Linked DNA regions of Homo sapiens: region 2 is linked to region 1. A link is a contact called in ENCODE Hi-C or POLR2A ChIA-PET data. All regions are on one chromosome and are shown on one strand. The core of a region is the stretch at or near the end of the contact, and the rest is flanking DNA. Distances in the headings are between cores, read along the strand shown. Region 1 has its middle 21 kb from the start of ERAP2. Region 2 has its middle 6.0 kb from the start of CAST.

What was found. Hi-C counts contacts between places; a loop is a spot of excess contacts on that map. ChIA-PET counts read pairs that join two places held with the same protein, here RNA polymerase II (POLR2A). Pooled maps may share reads with other maps.
Region 2: a pooled map shows a loop between it and region 1 (2.0-fold over the local background). The contact joins two enhancer-like sites. A Hi-C loop is called at or near these places in 6 of 50 pooled maps. POLR2A ChIA-PET finds 5 or more read pairs at or near these places in 2 of 52 experiments (PC-9 and activated CD8-positive, alpha-beta memory T cell).

The regions. Positions count from the first base shown.
Region 1 is chr5:96,852,779-96,858,918 of GRCh38, forward strand. It overlaps a transcript of ERAP1 not described here. Among named protein-coding and RNA genes, the nearest start is that of ERAP2, 21 kb to the right of the region's middle. Within about 2 kb of position 2,927, at least 5 of the 41 ENCODE cell types and tissues checked have a DNase peak (open chromatin) inside an H3K27ac peak, as active enhancers do.
Region 2 is chr5:96,653,336-96,659,475 of GRCh38, forward strand. It overlaps a transcript of CAST not described here. Among named protein-coding and RNA genes, the nearest start is that of CAST, 6.0 kb to the right of the region's middle. RefSeq lists an enhancer at 3,409-4,608. Within about 2 kb of position 3,921, at least 5 of the 41 ENCODE cell types and tissues checked have a DNase peak (open chromatin) inside an H3K27ac peak, as active enhancers do.

The sequences.
Region 1 (6,140 bases), core at 1,677-4,176:
AATTACTTTTCAAATGAAGTACGTTGATGAATATATTCATTTTCTCTTGGCAGGGAATTATTATTGCCTTAAATTTAATCTTACTTCTGCACATGCTACAGGAATTTTCATGGCTAAACTGTTTTAAATTAACTTATGATTCATCCACCATGAAAAATGAGTGTACTCTACCCACAATGAGGCAAAGTGACAAGTAGACTGTAGACGACTTTAAATTTGATTTTCTCAGACATTTTATTAAAACCCTTCTCTTGGGTTGCTAGAAATCATGCCCCTGGATTCACTCCAGGGGCAGGCTTGGGAGACTGGACTGAGCTGGCAGGACATGCACTTGTCCATTTATTCAACAAATGCAGAATTAGGCACATAAGGGATCAAGGCCAGAGACTCTGCTAAAACAGAAAGAATAAATGAGCCTTTAGGTCCAAAAACCTACTGACAAAGGAATAGCCAAACTTTATTCTCTAAAGATAATATTGTAGCCCCTGATCCCAGGGGAGAGGTTGTTTGCTCTCTGCCCCAGTTTGAAGCAACCTGAGGGCAGAAGAAGGAAAGAACAGGATCTAGACTATAGTGGAAAGAGATGAGAAGTCTGCAGGTAAATCTAATTCTATGATTCCAGGACAGAGAGGCCAAACCTGCCTTAGGTACACTACCGACTTCAAAAGCATTATTCCAAAAGTCAATATCAATGCCTTATATACTTATCTCTAGTTAGAAGTGTGTACAGATGAACAAATGTCTAGAACTGGGAGATATAAAAGCAGCTCTTAGGTAAGAGGACAGCTACAATCAACTTAATTTGGCTCAATGAACTCATCTTCTCCCAGGAAGGGTTTTATGATGTGTATTTATTCACATCATAGAATAGGGAACAAACTTAAAAAGGCAAAACTCATTTTGCACACAGGCCAGTGGCAGATGAGAATTTGGAACTCACAGTGAACTGTGGCTTTGGAAAGATCACCCACTTCATGTAGTATTTTAAATGTGTTTTGTGAGCGAGTACCTAAGGTAGTAGAAGACACAGTTACAAGTATGATCAATCAACCTTAGGCTATTTAAAAGTTCTAAAAAAAAAAAAAGAAGCATGAGGACTTTTCTGCACCTTAGAAAAGTGAACAAAATAATACATGCTCTTAACAGTGATAGCAATTGCATTTGTGCCCACAGAGGAAGAAACATTCATTTATAAAGGACAGGTAAAAGATGGGTTTTGAAAGATGTCACCTCAGTGAAAGAAATCTGTGAATGCAGCCATTTCTGACTTTGTTCTGAGTCAAATAACCTTGTTCTAACCATTGCCTTCCCTCCCAAATCTTGAATAAACACAAACACACACACACACAGCTATGTTATCGAGCTAATTACTTTAGTTTCCTTATCTATAAAATATGGATAATAGTATCAACCTCCTAAATCTCTTATGAGAATCAAATGAGATGATCATGCAAAGACACCACTTAGCAGTGTCTATCTGGCAAATGTCATTATGAGACTGCAGTCAATGTTGCAAATTAGTACTATGTTTATGATTCAATAGATACCTCAAGTATGTAAACATACTTGAACTGGTCTGCAGTCCATAATTTAACTTGGATGTATAAATGAATCACTTTGAGCAGGTCTATGCACTCAAATCATTGAAGGCCAATGTGAAAAAACAAACAAACAACAAAAAAAAAACCTCTGAGCACTCTTAATTTTTATTTTTGTCTTATTTGTTCAAATGCCAAGTATAGGCATCTTACAATGATACCATGTGTGTCCCCAGAAAACTTCACATTTTGGAAAAATTGCACACTAAAAATAATAGGGTCTTTGGGAAAAATGCATTAATAATAAGATATTTAAATCCAATACAGGTTTGAAATCAAGACTCTAACACAAACAGTTAGAATCCTAATAAGAAATTATGCTATTATGGTTCAATTTCCATGGGCATTTGCCATAAAATTTCAGTCATTCCAACCCTTGTGGCCTTTTACCATGGAGTCATGCTTTATTTTTCTTTTAAAATGAATGTCCTTGAAACAGTCACTTCTATAGAAAGAAGTTTAACCAAAACTTAAAATACTATCCAAGGGTAGCCTTTTTAATCATTAATTTTCTTTTTAACATGAGAGAAATATCTTCAGGCTTCATCTTTTCTTGAAACTCCCCAAAGAGCTTAACATATAGAAAATCTAGCAGTTTTTCAAACCACTAAATAAGTCACATTTTACACAAATGAAAGGCATTTCTGCAGATTATATAGGTTTTATCTTAAAGTCTTAATATATTATGAAGTTTTTTCTCTATTAGTAAGAAAGCTTGACTATAATGGGTTTAAAACATTAGCATGTTGGGGGAAATTGCATAAACCCACATAACTTCCACTGACCTCAGCCTCCTCTTTACCAGTCATGGTAGAGATAATTAACATTAAAGAAACACATTATGGGAGAACAGACTATGATTGCATCATTATTATAATGACAACAAATGTAACCCTTATTTCCTATTAAAAAACACTTTCGATTAATGATAAGGAATGTTCTAAAAGACTAGATTGTTGCAGAGTTGAATAAATATCCATGAAATTGAGCTCTAAGAATGTAAACAGAGATTCTGTTGAAACTACTTTCACAGGATACATTGTCTATATCTCACACTGGAGACAATTTTGTAGCAGAAAAACTTTGGAGAAAAGAAAAAAAACCCAGGTGGGTGGGCAGCAGTGGAACCAGATGAACATTCTCTGTGGAGCTTCACCAGCGATTGCATAGAACTCTGTGATTTTACAGTGAAGACTGTCTGTTCCTTTCCATGACTTACAGAAACCAGGAACTTTGCTCCAAAGAAAAGGGCGATGGCATTTTGAAAACTAGCTAACCGTCAGAGGCAATTGCAGCGGAACTTTGGCCACCGTTGGATCATTTCCACTTCTCTCCCACTTACTTGACAGCCTGAGTCATTTTTAGATCTGATTTCACAGTCAAGAGTGAATCTGAGTCCCAAGACATCTCCCTGTTGGTCTTGTAGGTAAAAGGGAATAGAAAGATGTAGGAGAAGGGAATTTTCAGTTCTCAAATAATTTATGCAAGTATATACACACATACACATGCACACACATATGTGTATGTGTGAGCCTTGTTAACTGCAATGTTGGGAATGACTGTGTGTGGCCACGACCAAATTGCTGGGACACACAGAAGAAAGATTATTCTCTTTTAGTCACATGCAATAGTCGATCTTTCCTATAAATATATTTTGAGCAGGCCGGACACAGTGGCTCATGTCTGTAATCCCACCCCTTTAGGGAGGCCCAGGCGGGCAGATTATGAGGTCAGGACTTCGAGACCAGCCTGGCTAACGTGGTGAAACCCCGTCTGTATTAAAAATACAAAAATTAGCTGGACGTGGTGGCAGATGCCTGTAATCCTAGCTACTCGGGAGGCTGAGGCAGGAGAATTATTTGAACCCGGGAGGCGGAGATTGCAGTGAGCCAAGATTGCACCATTGCACTCCAGCCTGGGTGACAGGGTGAGACTCCGTCTCAAAAAAAAAAAAAAAAAAAAAAAAAAAAAAAATATATATATATATATAGAGAGAGAGAGAGAGAGAGAGAGAGAGAGCAAATACTTGACTATTAGTTTGAAAGGAACAAATTATTTGCATTTTTGAGATATAAGTATGTTTTAGTACAATGCTGTTTGAGCTATTTGACACCAACCTCTGCTTTCCTTCCAGCAAATTCAAACCCTACGTCGTATCTTGGCAGTCATCCTGTCCTTAAGAACATTTATGGAGCTAGAGCTAGTTCACTGTTCTCAGTAATTACTTATATCAATTCTCCTGCTGTTTCTGGCTGCTTCTGCTCTGGCTTTGGGTCCTCATCCCATTAACTGGCCTTTGGCCATAGATCCCTGACTGGCCCCTGCAATTATGCTCAGTTCATTTTCCTTCTCCCTACTTACGGCATAGTTGTCACTGGGTCTCTGTTTTCACTGGTCTCTCCCACTTGATACCATATCAAATTGGCACTGTTGGCTTTCTGATCCAAATATCAATATTTTACGCATTTCACTTTTCTGCTGGTTCTCTGTCTGCTCCCTCTTATTGGACTTTGTGGGCACAGACCACCCACTTATCCCCTTCTTCTCTTCTCCAGATCCCTGGTGCCTGTCTGGCTTTCTGCATCCTGATGCCCTCAGTTGGGCTCCTACCTCAGAGCCTCATCTTTGTAGACCTTTCAAGTTCATGCCTCACCACAGTCATTCCACTGAACTACTCCCCTGGCTGTTCCCCCAGATGTCTCCTATACTTTCTTCTGCCTCTGCCCTCTGCATCTGCTCTTCTCTTTGCTTAGGATGTGACCTCCACTCTTTGCCAGGCTAACTGCTTCTCATCTTTCAGGACTCAGCATCAATGCCACTTCTTCAAAGAAGCCTTCCCTGATCTCCCAGGGCCAGGTTAGGTTAGCATCCTATGTGCTCTTAAAGCTTCTTACCTTGTCTTACTCCTAGCACACACATGTCACACTGGGTTATTGTTGCCTTTTTGTTTGACTGTTTCCCCTAGTTAAGTGAAGTACTTAAGAAGTGATCATCTTGAAGGAAAGAACTTCATCTTGTGATAATTTTATCCTCAGCATCTAGAACAAGGCCTTGCCCATAGAAAACTCTCAGTACTTTTGTGTGATGAAATACAAAACTAAAAATTAATAAAAATTAATAAAAAAATAAAAAGCTAAAAATAAAAAACTACAAATGCAACCACATAAAGCATGGGTATTATCATCAATCCCATTTTAAAGATAAGGAAACTGAGCATGGAGAAATTAAGTGACTTTCCGAAGGTTACATAGCCAAGAAATACAGATGTGAGTTTCAAATCTAGGCAGTCTGCCTCCAGAGCCTATATGCTGAATTGCTACTCTATAATCTATGCCTCTTGCTTTTGAGTTAGGGATAGAACCATAGCCATCATAAAGGATCACTTCTCATTAACTTTCAAAATAACCTTAAATTTAAAAGCTACAGATTGGGTGAGAAAACCTGTTTTGTATTCAGGCTTTTCTAACTCTGACTGAGCATACATATTTTGTGTTCAGCCCTTTATGGCAGATCCTAGGGGCAGGGTAGAGGGTAAGAAAGAAAAGAAATAGGGTCAGAGGGAAAATACCAAGGATCATGTGCAAAGGATAAAATGAAGATCAAGTTTTCAAAATATGTTCCAAATGGGTCATATAGCAAGGGCAGTGGCAGGGACCTGAGAAAGCAAGCTCAATGAACAGCAGCTTGCAGGGGCAAAGAGGCTGAACCGTGGATTCTACCAGCATGGTTTTGCTGTTAAGCCACAATGGGAGATAATTTTGTATCTGATTAATTTGGTTACAGCAAACATTGAGTCACTGTTGACAATTGTAAATTATTCTTCTCCTCCTTGTTCTTCTTCTTTTTTTTTTTTTTTTTGATGGAGTTTCGCTCTGTTGCCCAGGCTAGAGTGCAGTGGCGCTATCTTGGCTCACTCCAACCTCCGCTTCCTGGGTTCAAGTCATTCTCCTGCCTCAGCTTCCCGAATAGCTGGGATTACAGGTGCCCGTCACCATACCCACCTAATTTTTGTATTTTTAGTAGAGACAGAGTTTCACCATGTTGGCCAGGCCTCAAGTGATCTGCCTGCCTTGGCCTCCCAAAGTGCTGGAATTACAGGTGTGAGCCACCATGCCTGGCCAATTGTAAATTATTCTTCACTTTAATTGTGCCCGATAACCTTGAACTAATTACTTGGTGATTAATGACAGCCATTCAACTTGGGGATTTATGCCAAAGAATACTGAATGTGTCTAAGATTTCTCTGAGCCCTAAATTTGGGTGACAGTATTTGTCTTCATTACTGAAGTTAGAGTGCATGACAATGCCCTCCACCCCATCAGCATTGCACCTGTTATACCTGCTGCCTTTATAGAGCCCAGAGAAGTCCCCAGGTTAGATTAATCATGGTATGTAAATAGATAGTTACTGTAGCTAAAATGTCATGTCCAGAATAGAAGCCCAGCAAAGGAATAAAAGTGAGAAAAAGGAAGAGGAACAGTGTGGAACATCAGCAAGTCATTCTCATCACTTTAAAACTTCCCTGTGTTCTTGATTCACAGG
Region 2 (6,140 bases), core at 2,671-5,170, 200 kb before region 1:
ATGCTGTCTCATCTAGAGAGTTCTGGGAGACCTAGAAAAACAGATGATTAAAAGAGAACAATTGAGTTGTTGCTCCAGAAAGGGCAACAATTTGGAGAGGAAGTGTAGTTAGTAGACCTGGCTTTGGAATCTGGCTCTGCCACCTCCCAGCTGTGGATGAAGTCTTACCTTCTTAAAACACCCATCTCCTTCTCTGTAAAATAAGGGTACAAATAAAACCTCGTAACATTGCTGTGAAGGTTTATAAAATGCATATAAAGTCCTAGATTAGAGTAAGCAAAAGGTAAATCATAGATGAAATAAAAATTATTTAAAAGCTCTTTTCTTTTTCTTCTTTTCTCTCAGATCTTTATCTTGTATCTTAACCCAATATTTAGAAGACGAAGGAATATTTCATTTTGGCTTCTTTAGAAAGAAAAGAAAAAAGAATTTGGGGGCCAAAATAATTATCTTTAAGTATTTGAAAGACTGAAAAGCAAAATAAATAAATAAATAACTATGAGTCTTATTCTGTATTTTTCTAGTGGTAGTTTTAGTCTAATATTTGTTGTTTCCCCTTAAAAATACTACTTAATTTCCCCTTTTTCATTCTTGTTGCTTAACTATCCTTTTTTCCTTTTTCTTCTTCTTCCCCTCTCTCTTTTCTCTTCCCTTGTATCTCTCCTTTCTCCTTATCGTTTTCTTTTCTTTTCTTTTTTTTTTTTTTTGAGACGGAGTCTCACTCTGTTGCCCAGCTGGAGTGCAGTGGTGCGATCTCAGCTCACTGCAACCTGCGCCTCCCGGATTCAAGGAATTATCCTGCCTCAGCCTCCCAAGTAGCTGGGATTACAGGTGTGCACCACCATGCCTGGCTAAATTTTTTTGTATTTTTAGTAGAGACAGGATTTCACCATATTGGCCAAGCTGGTCTCAAACTCCTGACCTTTTGATTTGTCTGCCTCAGCCTCCCAAAGTGCTGGGATTACAGATGTGAGCCACCGCACCCGGCCCATTTTCTTTTTTCAATTCTTTTTCTTACCTTTCTTTCACTTTCACTACTTTCCTCATTTATGCTTCCTATATCTTTTTCTTAAGAAAACCAAACTGTGGAGTACATAATGAAAGCAAAAAAACCTCACGTGTAGTGTGCATAGCTACTGTATATTACCAGTTTCAAAAACAAAGCACTCTCTTTTTCTCCGATGTTATATTTTAATCTGAGAAGTAATATTTGCAGAGTTTTCAGTGGTTTGAAGGAAGTAAAATATAACACAAATATCTTCTAGACATACACAGCATAAGCTTTTACTTGACTACACTCAGATGTTATCAAGAGTAAGTTCATTAATAACTTGCTGTTATATCAAAATTGGAAAATGAAAAGTAAGAAAAAACAAAAAAGGGGCATCTGGATTTTCAAGAATATTGCAATACATTTGGAAGTGGAAGCTGAGCACACAAGAAGAGAACAAATAAAGACCATGTATATTTGTGTTAAATTTGGGGAGGGCTCACATGATAAAAGACCTTCATAGCTAGCTCAAAAGTTAAGACTTTCCTTTTATTATTTTTATTGTATACTATGTGTTTATTGCAAGAACCATTAAGAAATATAAGAAACATTAAGAAAACATAAACTGGGAAAATAAAACCAAAATAGAATTACCCAAATGCTCACATCTAGTTAATTTCTTGATGTATAGCTCTATCTTTAGCTCTACAATGTACATGCTATTTTATAAATACATTGTCCTTCTAAGAGGATACTGAATATTTTTCTGTGTCAATAAATATGGAATAGAAACCTTTCAAGACCTATAGGTGATCAGAAAAGGACAAAAAAGATGTGGGGCAGAGTGATGAGCAAGACCTGATGGTGGGTAAACATGTCCTGCTACTTGAAGAATGTGCAGGATTTAGATAACCAGATGGGAGATGTCTCTCGGAAGAACAGCAACATGGAAAAATGCAGGAAAGGGAAAGTGCATGCACGGGTCATGCATGGTCCAGTAGGGAGACCAGTGTGGCTGGGAAGCTGGCTTTCTGTGGATAAGAGGGAAAAGGCAGGGAGAAGGATAGACCCAGGCAAAGAGAAGCTTTAGAGTACCTATTCTTTATCTTCTCTGAAAACTGGACAAGAAGAAATGGATTTGAATGGCAGTCCGCAGTCAAATGCAGATGGCTCTCCACATAAAGAGAATTGTTACAAATGATCTGCAGTAGTGAATGAAAAACTGGGATTCCCCTCTAGAGAGCTTTAAAAAAGGACAGATGTCTGAGCTCAAATAAGGATCTACTGCAGATACTTGCAATGCATTTGCCTTATCTTAGCTCATCTTAGTAGTAGGCAATTTAACAATATATTCTGGCTTACTGTTTTTCAAACTGTGGGCACAATAGTTGGTTATGACATTTAGTGAGTCATCATCAACAGTTTAAAAAAGAAATTTGAATAAAGTAGAACAGAAGTTGAATATCAGAATATGCTGCCACTGTTAACATTCTCAAGAGCCTATTTGTGTAAATCGGGATTTTCAATCTTCAGCCAATTAAAACAACAAAAAAAATCTGGCTGAACAGTGCACCAGAAATGCAGGTAGCATTATCTTCATGTGTCTCAGACTGTAATAAACATGAACAGGCAAAGATAGCTGGAGCATTAAGTAAAATATTTCCTAATTTTTAGTTTTTATTGTTTGTTTTGGATTTGTTTCCACTTTGTGTTTACAGATGAATAAAACATAGTTCACATTATTCATTGTTTTTACCTGATCATAGATAATGAAGAATTGTTCCATGAAACTTCATGTTCAAATCATGTGCATTTATATGTACTAGTTGCAATGTAAAATGTATTTCTTACTGAGGACCACGGGGAAAAAAAGTTTGGAAAAATTACTGAGAACTTTACTTAAGAACAATTTGTATACTCTATGCATATTCTGCTTAGTTTCTGAATTGGTTGAGACTCTTGGTTAACAAATAACAGAAAAAGCAACTTGTACTGTTAAAACAAAAATGAGGGGAGATTATTTTGAAGGCTATAGCGTACGTCCCAGAACCAAAGCCTTTTGAGTGCAACTGGGCCTCACTAGAGAGTGCAGCTCATTAAGTGGAAGGTCGTAAGGAAGCTCAGCCCTCTTCTGTCTCCTCCTATCTCTGCTTCCCTGGCAGGCCTGTTCTTTCTTCCTGTGCGGGCTGACTTTCCGGGTCCTCAGTTTCCACAGTGAAGCCCAGGTCTACATGCTTCACGTTACGGTTTTTAGCACCCAGAAAGTTTTTTCCTCTATCTTCATCTTAATTTCATTACTCAGTCCCCACCTCCCAATGAGGAAAGAAAACCTGCCCGTTTGGGTCAGTTCAAGTCAGGTCTACCATTGGTCCAGTCAACTGTGGGCTGTGGAGAAGAGGGATAGAGCAATGGGGAGCCATGATGGGATCTGGAATTCTACTCCAAAGGAGGAACAGGGGTGAGCCGGGCAGATATTCCAAATGGCCCCTGGTGCATGCTCTTAACTCTTCTTTCTAGAAACTAGTGAATTCTTATATATTGATTCAAAGGAATCAAGATTCTGCATGTGCCCCAAATGACTTTGAGTATTAAATCCAAAGAGACACTTTTTCTTAATTAAAAAAAAACACTGTGGCTTGCAGGCAATTGAAGAACCTCTTAGAAATGGCACATTTCTTTATACAATAATCTGAGCTGGAAACAAATGCAGGGAAAGAAACAAAAATGAAAACAAACCTGACACCAATAAATATGTAATGTGAAGTGATCTGCAACAAGAAGGATCAAGACTATTTTATAATCAAACACCAAAGAGAGGTGACCTTAGGCGTACCTTGGAACATAAAAATCTTGCTTTGCAGGATGGCTTTATTTTCTGCCTTAAATCTAACCAAAGAGTTTGCAGTATTGTGTGGTTTGGGTGTGGCGGTAGAAGCCTGGGGTGAGTCACCATGATGACCAACTGTGGTTTCTTTTTTGCTATAGTGAAGAAATGTGGTTTGCTCAGTGTATCGTCCCAATCTACATGCCTTCTGGATAGGCTACAAGAAATACCTATTAATGGACAAAAGACAGGCTGAGGGAGGAAATGAAGTCTAGGCCTGGGAAAATTTAGATGACAATTTTTTGAGTGGGAGGGAGTAGGTTAGGATATATAGAAAGGAAAAGATAATTGATTCAAAATCTTCAATATGACAAGAATATGATAATTCTTATAATAAAAATTGATTCCTATGAATGACTTGGTCTAGATATATTCCAGACAGAAATAGCACATTAAAAAATTAATCTAGCTTTGGTAAATATTTGAAGCAAGCAGTTGGCTGTACAGATATTTGGGCTGCAAAAATTTCTATATAGAAAATTAATTCCATAAGATGGTGTTTGTGAGTGGGAGAAAAATGAAAGTTAGTGGAAAGTGGCAAGATTTCAAAAATATAACTTGATTTCCAGAGATACACTTGCTAGTCTGAAAATGTAATTTTGTAGGCCAGGCACGGTGGCTCACACCTGTAATCCTAGCACTTTGGGAGGCCGAGGCGAGTGGATCACATGAGGTCAGGAGTTCGAGACCAGCCTGGCCAACATGGCAAAACCTCATCTCTACTAAAAATACAAAAATTAGATGACCGTGGTGGTGGGCACCTGTAATCCCAGCTACTCAGGAGGCTGAGAGGCAGGAGAATCACTTGAACCCAGGAGGTGGAGGTTGCGGTGAGCCGAGATCATGCCACTGCACTCCAGCCTGGACAACAGAGCGAGAGTCCATCTGAAAAAAAAAAATGTAATTTTGTGACTCAGTTTTCTGTGTTGCCTCCAGATCTGAGGGGCCATGACGAACTTGCACCTATCCCAGGACAGGAACACGGGAGTACTTTGGGTTTAGTAAGTTCATTACCATGCACACATCATCCCAAATTTGGTTTCTTGTTGCCTAACAAATGTTAAAGTTATTTCAAATAACCAGCCACTCTATCAGCACATACACAAAAGAAGCAAACCAAAAAGAAAAAAAAAAGGAAATGGAAAAATGGAAAAAGCACCCATTATTGGGAATGAGTACATCAGCGTGAATTCTGGCTGCCAGCTCAGGTATGTGGGTCTGGATTAGAGCTTTCCTAGGGTACTGCTCAGCTGTGGCTCATTTTATGGTCTACAGAATGTCTGGAATGCTGGTTGAATGGAAACAGATCTATAACATTCATTGATTGGACAGGAGGTTGCTTCTTACTGGGGATCCAACAAAAACTGCTTTGCCCCTGTCCAAAGAACATTCAGGGGTTTTGAAATTTTTAACTATTAATAATAAATGCAATTTAATAATTGCAACCAGCATTTATTTGCACAATTATCATACATGAGGCACTGTGCCAAATGCTTTAATACACTGCCTTATTCCATCATCAGAATAACCCTAGGATGTAGGTACTCAGCTTTATCATCCACAGGTAACAGGTTAGGGAACTGATATTCAAAGTGATTAAGTAATTTGCTTGAGGTATGCAGTCCATAAGTGGCAGAGCTGGGATTTAAACATAGTTGTGTGGATCTAAAACTCTTATGCTTTACCCACTATGATGTATTGCCAAAATATGGCAATCTCCAGCAAATGCGATGTGGTATCTACCTGGATGTTTCTTTGGCTCTGTTTTTTATTTCTTTATAGGATTCTCTTTCAAGTATATATTTATATGCAAATCGATTCCTAGGTAGAACAGCCAGTTGGTGGAGCAGTCAAAACACACACAACATTTATCAATTAAATTCTCTGTCTTCTATGGGTGCACTATGTGGTGCCCCAAAATAATTACAATAGCAACATCAAAGATCTCTGATCACATATCACGTAACAGATATAATGAAAAAGGTTGAGGTGTTGCAAGAATTACCAAAATGTGGGTAGACATGAGGTGAACACACATGCTGTTGGAAAAATGGTGCTGACAGACATGCTCGAGGCACGGTTGCCACAAGCCTTCATTTTGTAAAAAACACAGTATCTGTGAAATGCAATAAAGCAAAGAGCAATAAAATGAGGTATGCCTGTATTTACTTGTCTGTCTCTTCTAATTGTAAAGTCCTTTAGTGTAAGAGGTCTACAGTACCTCCCCATAGCAGGCATCTGTTACTGAGTAAATAAAGGAATAAA